Linked DNA regions of Mus musculus: region 2 is linked to region 1. A link is a loop called in an ENCODE intact Hi-C map of the cell type or tissue named here. Cell type or tissue: heart. All regions are shown on one strand. Links, peaks and the distances in the headings refer to the core of each region. The heading gives the core; the rest is flanking DNA.

Region 1 (5,378 bases), core at 137-5,136:
GGCTGCTCCTAAAAGTGTCCCCAGCCCTCACACTGAAAGCAAGTTCTGCTTTGGTTAATGGGGGAGAGGGTTTGGTGTCAGTAATTGCTAGGTGAGGTGAGCCTCTACTGATGAGGCTGGGGGGCTTCAAAGGACTCTGGAATCCCCTCATGGCAGGCCTTGTCTTTCTCCTCAGCTATGCTGGATGAAGATGAGGATGAGCGAGTGGATGAGACTGCCTTGCGGCAGCTCACAGAGATGGGCTTTCCTGAGAGCAGAGCCTCAAAGGCCCTTCGGCTGAACCAGTATGCTTGCTTTCTTCTTGCCCTGGGCTTCCCTGTGATTCTCCTTCCAATCTCTGGAGTCATACTTTTTTTTTTAATTTTTATTTATCTGTGTATATGTACATGTGTGTATGGGTGCCCATAGAAGCCAGAGAGGAAGTTGGATCTTCTGGAGCTAGAATTACAGACTGCTGTGAACTGCCTGACACAGGTGCTAGGAACCAAACTCAGGAGCTCTTCATCTTAATCTAGGAGCCAGCTCCCCGATCCCATTGAGTCATTTCTAATTGGGTGTTCTAGTAGAGGCACCTTATTGCTGTGCTTCAGAAGTGCTTTCATATATGATCTTTTGGGGTGTGTGTGTGTGTGTGTGTGTGTGTGTGTGTGTGTGTGGAGGGTCTCTGTTACCTATGCTGGACTTGAACTCCTGGACTTATGTAGTCCTCCTGCCTTAGGCTCCTGAGTAGCTAGGATTGAAGGTGTGAACCATGATACCTGGCTGTTTGGAGGGTTAAAAATCACTCTGTAAATGTATCCTGCACTCTCAAGTTAGGAGAGCTCTGAGCCAGACCTGCTCCTGGCTGGACAGGGATTCTTAATAGTCTTCTTGCACTTCTGGTTTTAATACTCACTCGGATCCCATATGAAGTCTATAGAGCAGAGCTGGTCAACAACAGTGTTCTTTGTGCTGTGCACCTAGGACCTGGACTCCTTTGTCTCTTGTGTTTTGGGCATGTGTCTGTGCTTGTTTTATTGGGTCTTGGGGGTTTGAGGTAAGAGCTTTGTGGAGGTTTCCATCCCAAGAGATCATATGTCACCATTGCTGCTGCTGGTCTTGCTATCTCTGTTGAAACATATTGGAGTACATAGGATAGGAAAGTTTTCAGTAACCATCCTGGAGAGTTAAGAATCTTTTGTCCCCTTCCAGCATGTCAGTGCCTCAGGCCATGGAGTGGCTAATTGAACACTCAGAAGATCCAGCTATTGACACACCTCTTCCAGGCCATGCTGCTCAAGCAGGGGCCAGTGCTGCAGCCACTACCTCCTCCACCTCCTCTGAAGCTGCTGTGGGAACTAGTGTTGAAGATGAGGAGTCCCGGGATGAGCTCACAGAAATCTTCAAGAAGATACGCAGGAAAAAGGAATTTCGAGCAGATGCTCGGGTATGTGATGGGGGGCTCAGTATGAGGTTAGGTTTGTGGGTGTGTTGTGCAAGGAAACCAGGGGGCCTGGAGTCTGTGGCAGTTCTCATTCAGGCCTGGGGACTTGGCTGCTCATATATAAAATCCATGCTTGCGTCTAGGTGGCTTCTCCCTGCTCAGTGACATCTCTTGGAAAGTTGAATACAAGCTTGTGTCCCCTATAAGTGCTGCTGCATCTGTTGCTGTGCCTTTGGGTGGCCAGTGTTCAGAGAGCTAGAGGAACTGTTGTGGGCTGGTGAGGGAGGAGGAGTGTATCATGCTGGCTACTGGATAAGGACAAGGATGTGGGATACCTGTGCGCCTTCCGTCAGCTGCGCAGGTCCACACTTATGGTCTCCTTACCATCACTGCGCTGATACTTTCTCCCCTTTGTGTTCTTTATGCACCTTCCTGTTCTTTGCTGGAGTTTTAATTCTTCCTTTGGTCTTTCACTTTCAACTTACAATTCAGCCTACTCAGGCTGCATGCTACCTGCTCCCTAGATTTTGGCATGTTGATTAAATGGTTTTCTTAGGGTATCATCTGTGGCTTGTATTTTTTTCTCAGATCTATTTATTTTATTTATATGGGTACACTGTAGCTGTCTTCAGACACACCAGAAGAGGGCATCAGATCCCATTACAGATGGTTGTGAGCCACCATGTGGTTGCTGGGAATTGAACTCAGAACCTCTGGAAGAACAATCAGTGCTTTTAACCACTGAGCCATCTCTCCAGCCCCCTGGCTTGTATTTTTTATAGGAATCCCATTGGCCAGGTTGGGACTTTATATCTACACAGCTAAGGAAAACTGCCACCTAGGGCCTGTATTCCATCAGTGGTCCTGGTATACTCATGTGCAGGAGCAAATGCACTGCCCAGGCTCTGACTTCTCTCCTTGGCTGCAGAGATGAAACATTTCCTTGCTTTGCCCTGGTTTTAAGGGCGGGTGCTCTTTGCTACCTCATGTGTGCCCAATGCTGTCTTCTGCCTGTGACTGACTGAAGGAAGCCTGTACTGCGGTGGTACCGCTCTTTGGTGGCAGTGTCCTCTCCCGAGGTTCTGACCAGCCTGTTCTTCCCTCTTAGGCTGTCATTTCGCTGATGGAGATGGGCTTTGACGAGAAGGAAGTGATTGATGCCCTCCGAGTGAACAACAACCAGCAGAACGCTGCTGTGAGTTCCACTTTGAGACTCTCACATCCCTGTACCTCATGTGGCATGCATTGGGAATGTCCCTTGTGTCAAGACCTCCACACATAGTTGGTGATGGTGCTTTTCTTTCTTTCTTTCTTTTTTTTTAAGATTTATTTATTTACTATATGTAAGTACACTGTAGCTGTCTTCAGACACTCCAGAAGAGGGCATCAGATTTCGTTACGGATGGTTGTGAGCCACCTTGTGGTTGCTGGGATTTGAACTTGGGACCTTCGGAAAAGCAGTTGGCACTCTTAACCACTGAGCCATCTTGTCAGCCTGTGATGGTGCTTTTTATATGAAATGTTAGGGCAGATGGTTCAAATAGAAACTGAGAAAAAAAAAAAAAAGAAACTGAGAATACCCTGGACCCACAGTGCACCTTGTGTGCACATTCTGCAGACTATTAGCTGTTAAAATTGAATCCCATAGGATGGGTGTGGAATGTACACCTTTAATTCCAGCACTTGGGAGGAGAGGCAGGCAGATCCCTGAGTTTGAAGTTAGCCTGCTCTACAGAGCGAGTTCCAGGACAGCCAGGAATACACAGAGAAACCCTGTCTCTCAAAAATACCTAAATAAACAAATGAAAAGGGATCAAATATCATGCCATGAACACATAGCACTGCTGACAGGCAGACTCTATCCAGGGAGGCCTCTATGACCTTCTCATTTGTGTGTGAAGTCAAGGCTTAGACAGCTGAGACACAGTTCTGGATCTAGACTCTCCAGGCTCATTGCTATGGAGAGATACTGTCATACTGGGATCCCCTTGAAGAAAGCAGGGTGTTTGGGACTGTGTTGTGACCAGGGCTGTGGCTGTGGTCAAATTGAACTGCAGTGCCAGGCCTTCTAAGAAATGCAGACTGATGCTTCCTTCTGTCTCTATTCTAGCTGAATGTGGATCAGGTTTGTACATGTTAGGGCCCCTTCCAGGCATTGCAGCCATGGGGGCTTTTGGAGAGCCACAGAAAGGGACAGGTGAGCCTTTTGTACTTGGAGAAGGAACTAACAGCTCATCTGGTGTTCTTGGGTTTTTAGTGTGAATGGCTGCTGGGGGACCGGAAGCCATCCCCTGAGGAATTGGACCAGGGCATCGATCCCAATAGCCCTCTCTTTCAGGCCATCCTGGACAACCCAGTGGTGCAGCTGGGTTTGACAAACCCTAAGACATTGCTAGGTATGTGTGTTTACTTAGGCTAGCTTGGGTGAGGAACACATGGCGGGTGGATTCCCTGCCACAAGACCGGTGCTAGTGAAATGGTTTGGGCACTAATACTGTGCCATGCAGGTTGGCTTATGCAAGGCATTGTAGCTGTGTTTCTGAAAGCCTGGGAGTCAGCTTCTGCCTTGATGGGATGAGCTTCTGCAGAGGGGGACTCGGAAGAGCAGAGCAGTGGCCTGTATGGGAAGAGGAGGCGAGGAGACAGTAGAGTTTGGATTTTGCTTATTATTTATAAGGAATTTCTTTGATAATTACTTTTTACTTGTGATATATCTTAAAAATCCACATAATGGGGCTAGCAAGATTAGTGGGTATTTGCTCACAAATCTGAGTTTGACCCCGGAAACCGCATGGTAAAAGGTGAGAGCTGATTTCTGCTTGCACACTGGCATGTGCATGCCCCCCAAGTAAATAAATAAATAAATGCTAAAAATATAAATAAAACCTAAGTCTGCCACTTTAAAAATAGGATGACAGTGTAGTGGGGCACCCCTTTAATCCCAGCACTCAGGAGACAGAGGCAGGCAGATCTCTGAGTTCGAGACTGGCATGGTCTACAGAGTGAGTTCCAGGACAGCCAGGGCTATACAGAGAAACCCTGTCTCGAAAAAACAAACAAACAACAACAACAAAAAAAAAACTAAACCAAAAACTAAACAAACAAACAAAAAAACCCAAGAAAGTAATAGAACTAAATAGTTAGGAACATGTCATTCATTTGAAAACTGTTGTACTGGCCATGCCTATATCTCAGCACTTGGAAGGAGGAGGCAGGAGACTTGAGAGGTCTAGGCCAGCCTGGTAGCTTCTCCCCAGACAGCAGTCACCATCCGTGTCCACAGTACTGGTCTCAGGAGTGTGTGCAGACACTCGGGTGTTTCAATGGAACCTGGGGACTGCTGTGGCTTACACCTGCAGTCTCAGAGAACGACAGACTGTTTCCAGGTCAGCCTGAGCTAAGAGTAAGACGCTGTCTCAAAGAAACAGCAGAAAAACCATAGAATTGTTTATATTCTATAGATTCCTTCTGTCTTCTAATGTGACATCAATGCCAGGAGCATGGCTGTGATTCTGAACTGTTCAGGGGTGACAACAGGTTGTCTGTGTGTTTGTGTATATGCACTTTTTTCCCCTTGAAGTGTTTCGGGTTTTTGTTTTGTTTTGTTTTGTTTTGAGCCAGCTATGTGGCCTCTTGGATCAAGATGGGCCTCGCCTCAGTATTTTAGTCCTGTGAGTGCAGAAGTCTGATCCATCTAGTCCTACTCCTTCTGCACCCTCATATGCCCTTCCCGTACATCATCATCCCCTGCATACAAGTGTGACCACGGCCCCGAGGACTTGTCCTTCCTTGGCTTTCCTGTAGGGTTTGGCGACTCTTATACATATTTTCTGTCTGTCACTTGTCCCTGCCTTAAAAGGTGGCATCACCTTTTTAGGCCATTTCTGTAACTGACTGCCATATCTCCTGTGAGGTGTTGTAAACTATTCCACAGGTCAGGAGTGACTGTACCCTG
Region 2 (5,378 bases), core at 79-5,078, 170 kb after region 1:
GGAGGCCAGCTCTAAGTGTGGACAGTGACATTGATGCTCTCAGCTGGCCTGGCCTTTTTCGTTCAGGACTTTTGGGTCAGGCCATGGAGCATGAATGACTGCAGTGTGGGAGGGAGGAGGTAGGACGTTATCCTGAGAGAGGCGATGGGCCCACCCAGAGCACTCCCCCTGCCAATGGCTGCACCTCAGAAGGCCCCTCCCCCAAGCTGACTAGCACGGAGGACGATGGTAACTAGCACCCTGGCATCTACCTAGAGGGGTTTCTACACCTCCAGCTCCCAAGAACAAAATCTTATGGCTGTTAGAGTCGACAGTCTGGCCCAGAACTAGCCAGCCAGCACCTTGTGGCTGGAGCAGAAATGGCATTGCCAGCTCTGTCCCAACGTCCCTGTCCTGAGAGCCCCAGTGTGCATGGACTTTGGGTTTGCATCACTCTACCTACCCTCATGCTTTGTGGAAATCACAGGGCAGGAGACAGAATCAGCAGTCAGGAGCTTTAAGGATGACAAACTTGGTTCTGCAGGTGGTCAGTAAGGGGTACCTGCTCCTGAGGCAGGAGGTCAGCTAGGACCACCCACACCTGAGGCAGGAGGTCAGCTAGGGCCACCCACACCTGAGGCAGGAAGTCAGCTAGGGCCACCCACACCTGAGGCAGGAGGTCAGCTAAGGCCACCCACACCTGAGGCAGGAGGTCAGCCAGGGCCACCCACACCTGAGGCAGGAGGTCAGCTAAGGCCACCCACACCTGAGGCAGGAGGTCAGCTAGGGCCACCCACACCTGAGGCAGGAGGTCAGTCCACATCCTCACGGGCTCATACTTGACACAGGTGATTGGCTCATGCCACCCTGCAGCACTTGATCAGCAGCAGCACTGTTTGTCTTCTAGACTGACAGGCCTGCAGGTGGCTCTTGTTTTATTCTGAATAGTGCCAGGGGTGGTGGTCTCCCTCTTCTCCCCATTCCTCCCCTCCCCGTGTGTGTGTGTGTGTGTGTGCAATACCACAAATGTGGAGGTTAGAAGAACTCATAGGAGTTGGTTTGGAACTCAAGGTGTCAGTCTTGGCTGCAAGCTCCTTCACCCAGTGAGCCATTGTGTGGTCCCAGGCCGTTGCTTCTTTACTCCATCGTCAGGATCCTTTAAAGCCTCCAACTTTCAGTTGTGTGATGCAATTTGTCTTTCCTGTTGCCTGCACTTCTGCTGTCCGTGGAGGGGAAACCTTTTACAAGCTCAGCACCACGAGTTTTCCCTCCATCGTTTTCTAAGGATTCGAAAGCATTAGCATCTATGACTGGGCGTGACTCATTTTTGACTTTGGGGATGTGGTGGACAAAATGTCTTCCCTTCATTCCTATGTAGTGGCTTTTGAGGTGCCCTGGTATTTGTAAAGCTACCCACTAACTGATCTTGAAAGATCCTGAGAGAGAGTGAAAAATTATTTAAGCCCCTAGACCTGTGTCCAAAATAGACCTCACTAATGGCAGGTAGTAGGACTTGCCCCATTGTTCCAGGAAATGTTTGTACAGAATATCCTGACCATTCCTTAAACCCCATTATGCAAACTTGCTAGCTTGCCAAATGCTATAGCCCAATGCCAGGTGTTTGCGGTTTTTGCCAGGTGTTTGCGGTTTTTGCCTTTATAAAGCCCTTACCCCTTGAGCTCGGGGTCAACTCCTCTACCCCTGCGTGGGATACGAATCATCCCCAGTGCACTGATCTTTTCCAAATAAACCTCTTGCAGTTTGCATCAAGACCATTTCTCCTGAGTCAGAACATGGGGGAGTCCTCACATTGTGGGTCTTTCACTTGCAGAGATCCACCTGTCTCTGTCTCCCCAGTGCTGGGATTAAAGATCTGTGCCAGTACAGCCTGGCATCTATTGACTTTTTATCTACCATTAATTAATCTACCATTGTGTGTAGGGGTAGATAATAGAACCAAAGATACCAAGTCTTGATGAGTAGTACTCTGAAAATGTGGCAATGTGACTTTGTATGCAAAAAGCATCTGAAGTTGACTAAATCAGGGCTTTGAGATGATCCCCGATGGCCTGGATGGGTTTTAGATGATCTCAGAGGTATGCTTGCAGGAAGAGGCAGAAGGCTCATAGTAAAACTGAGGAGTGCATACAGAAAGCTGCCTCTGCAGCGTCCCCGTTATCCACACCCCACTAGTGTGGCCTATACATCGCAGTCTGTGAGCCTACACTGGCATGTCTGAAGTGGAAGTTTCTGGAGATGTCAGGCGATGCAGACTCACGTGGTGTTTTGCTAAGGCAAGACTCGTGGGAGGACACGTGACAAGGAGAGTGCACGCGCATAGCTAGCTTCCAATGCTTTTTTGGCCTTGAGTCTTCCATGATCTTCGCTTTGTTGAGAGAGGCACAGCAGAGAACTTCTCCTTGCTGGTCCTGGTCGTTCCTGCTGACTCGTGCTGATTTAGTGGAGGCCTGGCTGTTTCTGTGGGATCATGCCACTGTTGCTGATTCCTGTTTGGTATCCTGACACTACTGAGCTGGGTTGCTGGTATCCTGACAAGAAGAGATTGGAATTGCCTCAAGGAACTGCTTTTATTCAGGTCCACACCCCCATGTCCCATTTACCACCGTCTCTCCCCTACCTTTCAACAATGGGCTTGAAGGGGGGTGGAAGCATTTGAAAACCCTTATTAAAAGTAGGTTTTAAAATCTAAGCCTACAGATGCCATTGTCACCCATGGCTGCTATCAGTCTTACACTTTCTGTGGGTTTCCACAGATGTGATAATGACGTACCTCCGTTCTGGTGTGTTGTCAGGCTTCGAAGATAGGGGAGGGACTAGAGTAACTGCACAGAGGACAGGTGTGGCTGAGAGACTGGAGTATGGGTTGGGCCATGGTCCAAGGAAGCAGGTCCTAGCGTAGATAAAACTCAGGTGTCCACCAGGCCTAGTGAGAGTAAACTGTTGGAGGCCAGTGCCACCTTGTGGCATCTCTCAGAACTGCAGGTATCAAAAGGGACCCTGAGCTTTCCGCAGGTCCTGCTCCACACACATGTTGGCTCCTGCTGCTGCCTAGACTGTGACCAGGGGCACCCAAGGTGCTGGACAGGCTGGTGGTCCTGGATTTCAGGCTGGGCTATTTACTGGCTAAAAAATATGGTTGGGTTTCCTTGGTCCCTTGGGTGGCCAGTGTGAATATACAGGAAAGGACAGGAAAGGAGTTCTGGGTTCCAAACTCTCCTGACTTCATCACATAGGCCAACAGCCTTTGTGTCTGATAAAAAAAAAAAAAAAAAGAGTTCTTTCTAAGAACACAGCAGATGCTGCACCCCCATACCTGCTGGCTGCATTTGGGGGCTCTCCTGCAGCCTATGTGCAGGCAGAGTTCAGGGCTCAAGCTGATAGCCTGGCTTGTGGCCTGTATCACTACCTAAGATGGCCACCCAGACATCACAGTACTTAGGGAAGTCATCCCTGCTGGGCACACCCACATCAGCGTACACAGCTCCAGACTGAGACAGTGCCGCCCCAGGGGTCCTGCCAGCTGGGAATACTGAGGTGTTCTGTATCTTTGCCACCACCCTTTCATGTTGATCACCTCGGTAAGACTCATGATGTGCCACCTCCATCACCCCACCCTTATTGAGCCTGCCCTTTCAGCCCCTGCTGAAACTCTCTGCCTTCTCTCCTCTAACAGCTCCATCTCCAGGTGCCCAGAGGCCTTTCCTGTGCCACAGAGCAACACCTGGCCCAGCATCAGCAGAAAGGGCAACCTCTTGCTGTTCCTGGTTCCGGGGACAGTTGGGATTTACTGGCCCAAGGATGCTGCCTGTGATAGCTTTTCTTGATTGCTCACTTGACCACACCAGGAATTAAGTAAAACCCCTACAAGGGATCTCTCCTTTTGTTTGTTTCTTTAGTTGTTGTTTTTCAAAACAGGGCTTCTCTGTATAGTTCTGGTTGTCCTAGAACTCACTCTGTAGACTGAGCTGTCCTTGAACTCACACCTGCCTCTGCCTCCCCAGTCCTGGGATTAAAGGTGTGTACCACCACCACCCAGCTGAGGGATTGTTTTTTCTTAAATCATTTGAAGTGGGAAGATCTTTTTCTATTTGTTTGTTTGTTTGTTTGTTTGTTTGTTTTTCTGAGCCAGGTTTTCTCTGTGTAGCCCTGGCTGTTCTGGAACTCACTCTGTAGACCAGGCTGGCCTCGAACTCAGAAATCCGCCTGCCTCTGCCTCCCGAGTGCTGGGATTAAAGGCTCCTGCACAACCATCACCTGATGGGAAAACTCACTTTTAATCCAGATCTTTTGAGGTGAGAAGATCCACCTTTAATCCAGGCCCTGTTTTCTGGTGGCAGCCTATAGAAAGGCCACGGAAGAAGGAAGCTTGCTTTCTCTTTGGTTTCTAAATAGATTCTTTCACTGTCATTGCAGCCTGCACATTGTGGGATTTTAGCACATACTAGAGACCAGCTGAGACTTCTAGCCTGTAACGAGTGACGACTGGATACTTAGACTAGCTGGATCATGGCCTGTAAGACGTTCTAATTAACTTCATATACATGTTCCTCTAGAGAACCTAGACTAATACAGATTTTGGTACTAGGAGCGGTTCTAGAGCAACAGGAGTATAAGGATGGATTTTCAAGTGTCTGGGACAGACTTTCCTGGAGTTCCTGAAGCCTCTCCTGGAAGCTCGGAGAGGACTGAAAGCCTATGGTGGGAACTCTTTACAAACTTGAGGAGACAAATGCACTCGAATCTCCTGAGTCTCCTCTTGACACCTCTCGATGTCAACGAAAAGGATGCGCCACGTGATAAAATTCACAGAGTTGTAGCATCTCAGAATATATGAAGGATAACAGTGAACTCACTGGTAAAACTAACCAACCCCAGGTGCACATCAGCAGCCTAAGGTTTCCACGTGTGCCCTGGAAGAGAATCTTCTCTCCAGCAGCCACAGAGTCAAGGTGTGGAAAGTCAAACCGAAGTACTCAACTATAAAGTTTGCTGGATTACAGTGGAAATTCAAGCCCCAACCTTGGAGGGTGTTGGTGGTTAAAGTAAGGGCATTGATTGGCTAGGCATGGGATCCGGTTACTTGGGGTGGGGTGGGGTGGGAGGACCCTTGTTGAAGCTGAGAACGCTGAACCCTCAGATTCTCAAGGGTTTACCTAGCCTGAGGAAGCAGTTGCACCACCCTCAGAGGAAGGGGTCCTCACACCCCCACCCTCTGAAATGTGGCCCTTTTCACCTTTGCCTGAGAAGATCCAGCCTTCATTAGCTGTTAAACCAGCAGTGACTTCCTCTGAAGAAAAGGCCAGGCATGGCCACACCGATGTCCCTCAGGACCCCCAGTAGTTGCCTCTAGACCTGTAACCAGACTTCAGGCTAAGCTC

The links. Hi-C counts contacts between places; a loop is a spot of excess contacts. Peaks named below come from ENCODE experiments on the same cell type or tissue, not always from the same donor. Only the 100,000 strongest peaks of a DNase experiment are listed, where the experiment ranks them.
Region 2: it touches region 1 in a loop (3-fold over the local background); 7 of 42 quality-filtered maps call a loop at or near these places.

Annotation. Positions count from the first base shown.
Region 1 is chr2:26,003,767-26,009,144 of GRCm38, reverse strand. It overlaps Ubac1 (ubiquitin associated domain containing 1), which reads left to right. Exons shown (of 10, transcript NM_133835.2): 6 at 176-284; 7 at 1,192-1,426; 8 at 2,532-2,618; 9 at 3,681-3,819. Among named protein-coding and RNA genes, the nearest start is that of Ubac1, 15 kb to the left of the region's middle. In heart, for the core only: a CTCF peak has its summit at 2,053 (motif pointing right); no DNase peak of the experiment used is centred there.
Region 2 is chr2:25,834,029-25,839,406 of GRCm38, reverse strand. No RefSeq gene overlaps it. Among named protein-coding and RNA genes, the nearest start is that of Sohlh1, 11 kb to the left of the region's middle. In heart, for the core only: a CTCF peak has its summit at 2,962 (motif pointing left); a DNase peak (open chromatin) is centred at 2,956; H3K27me3 peaks cover 890 bases.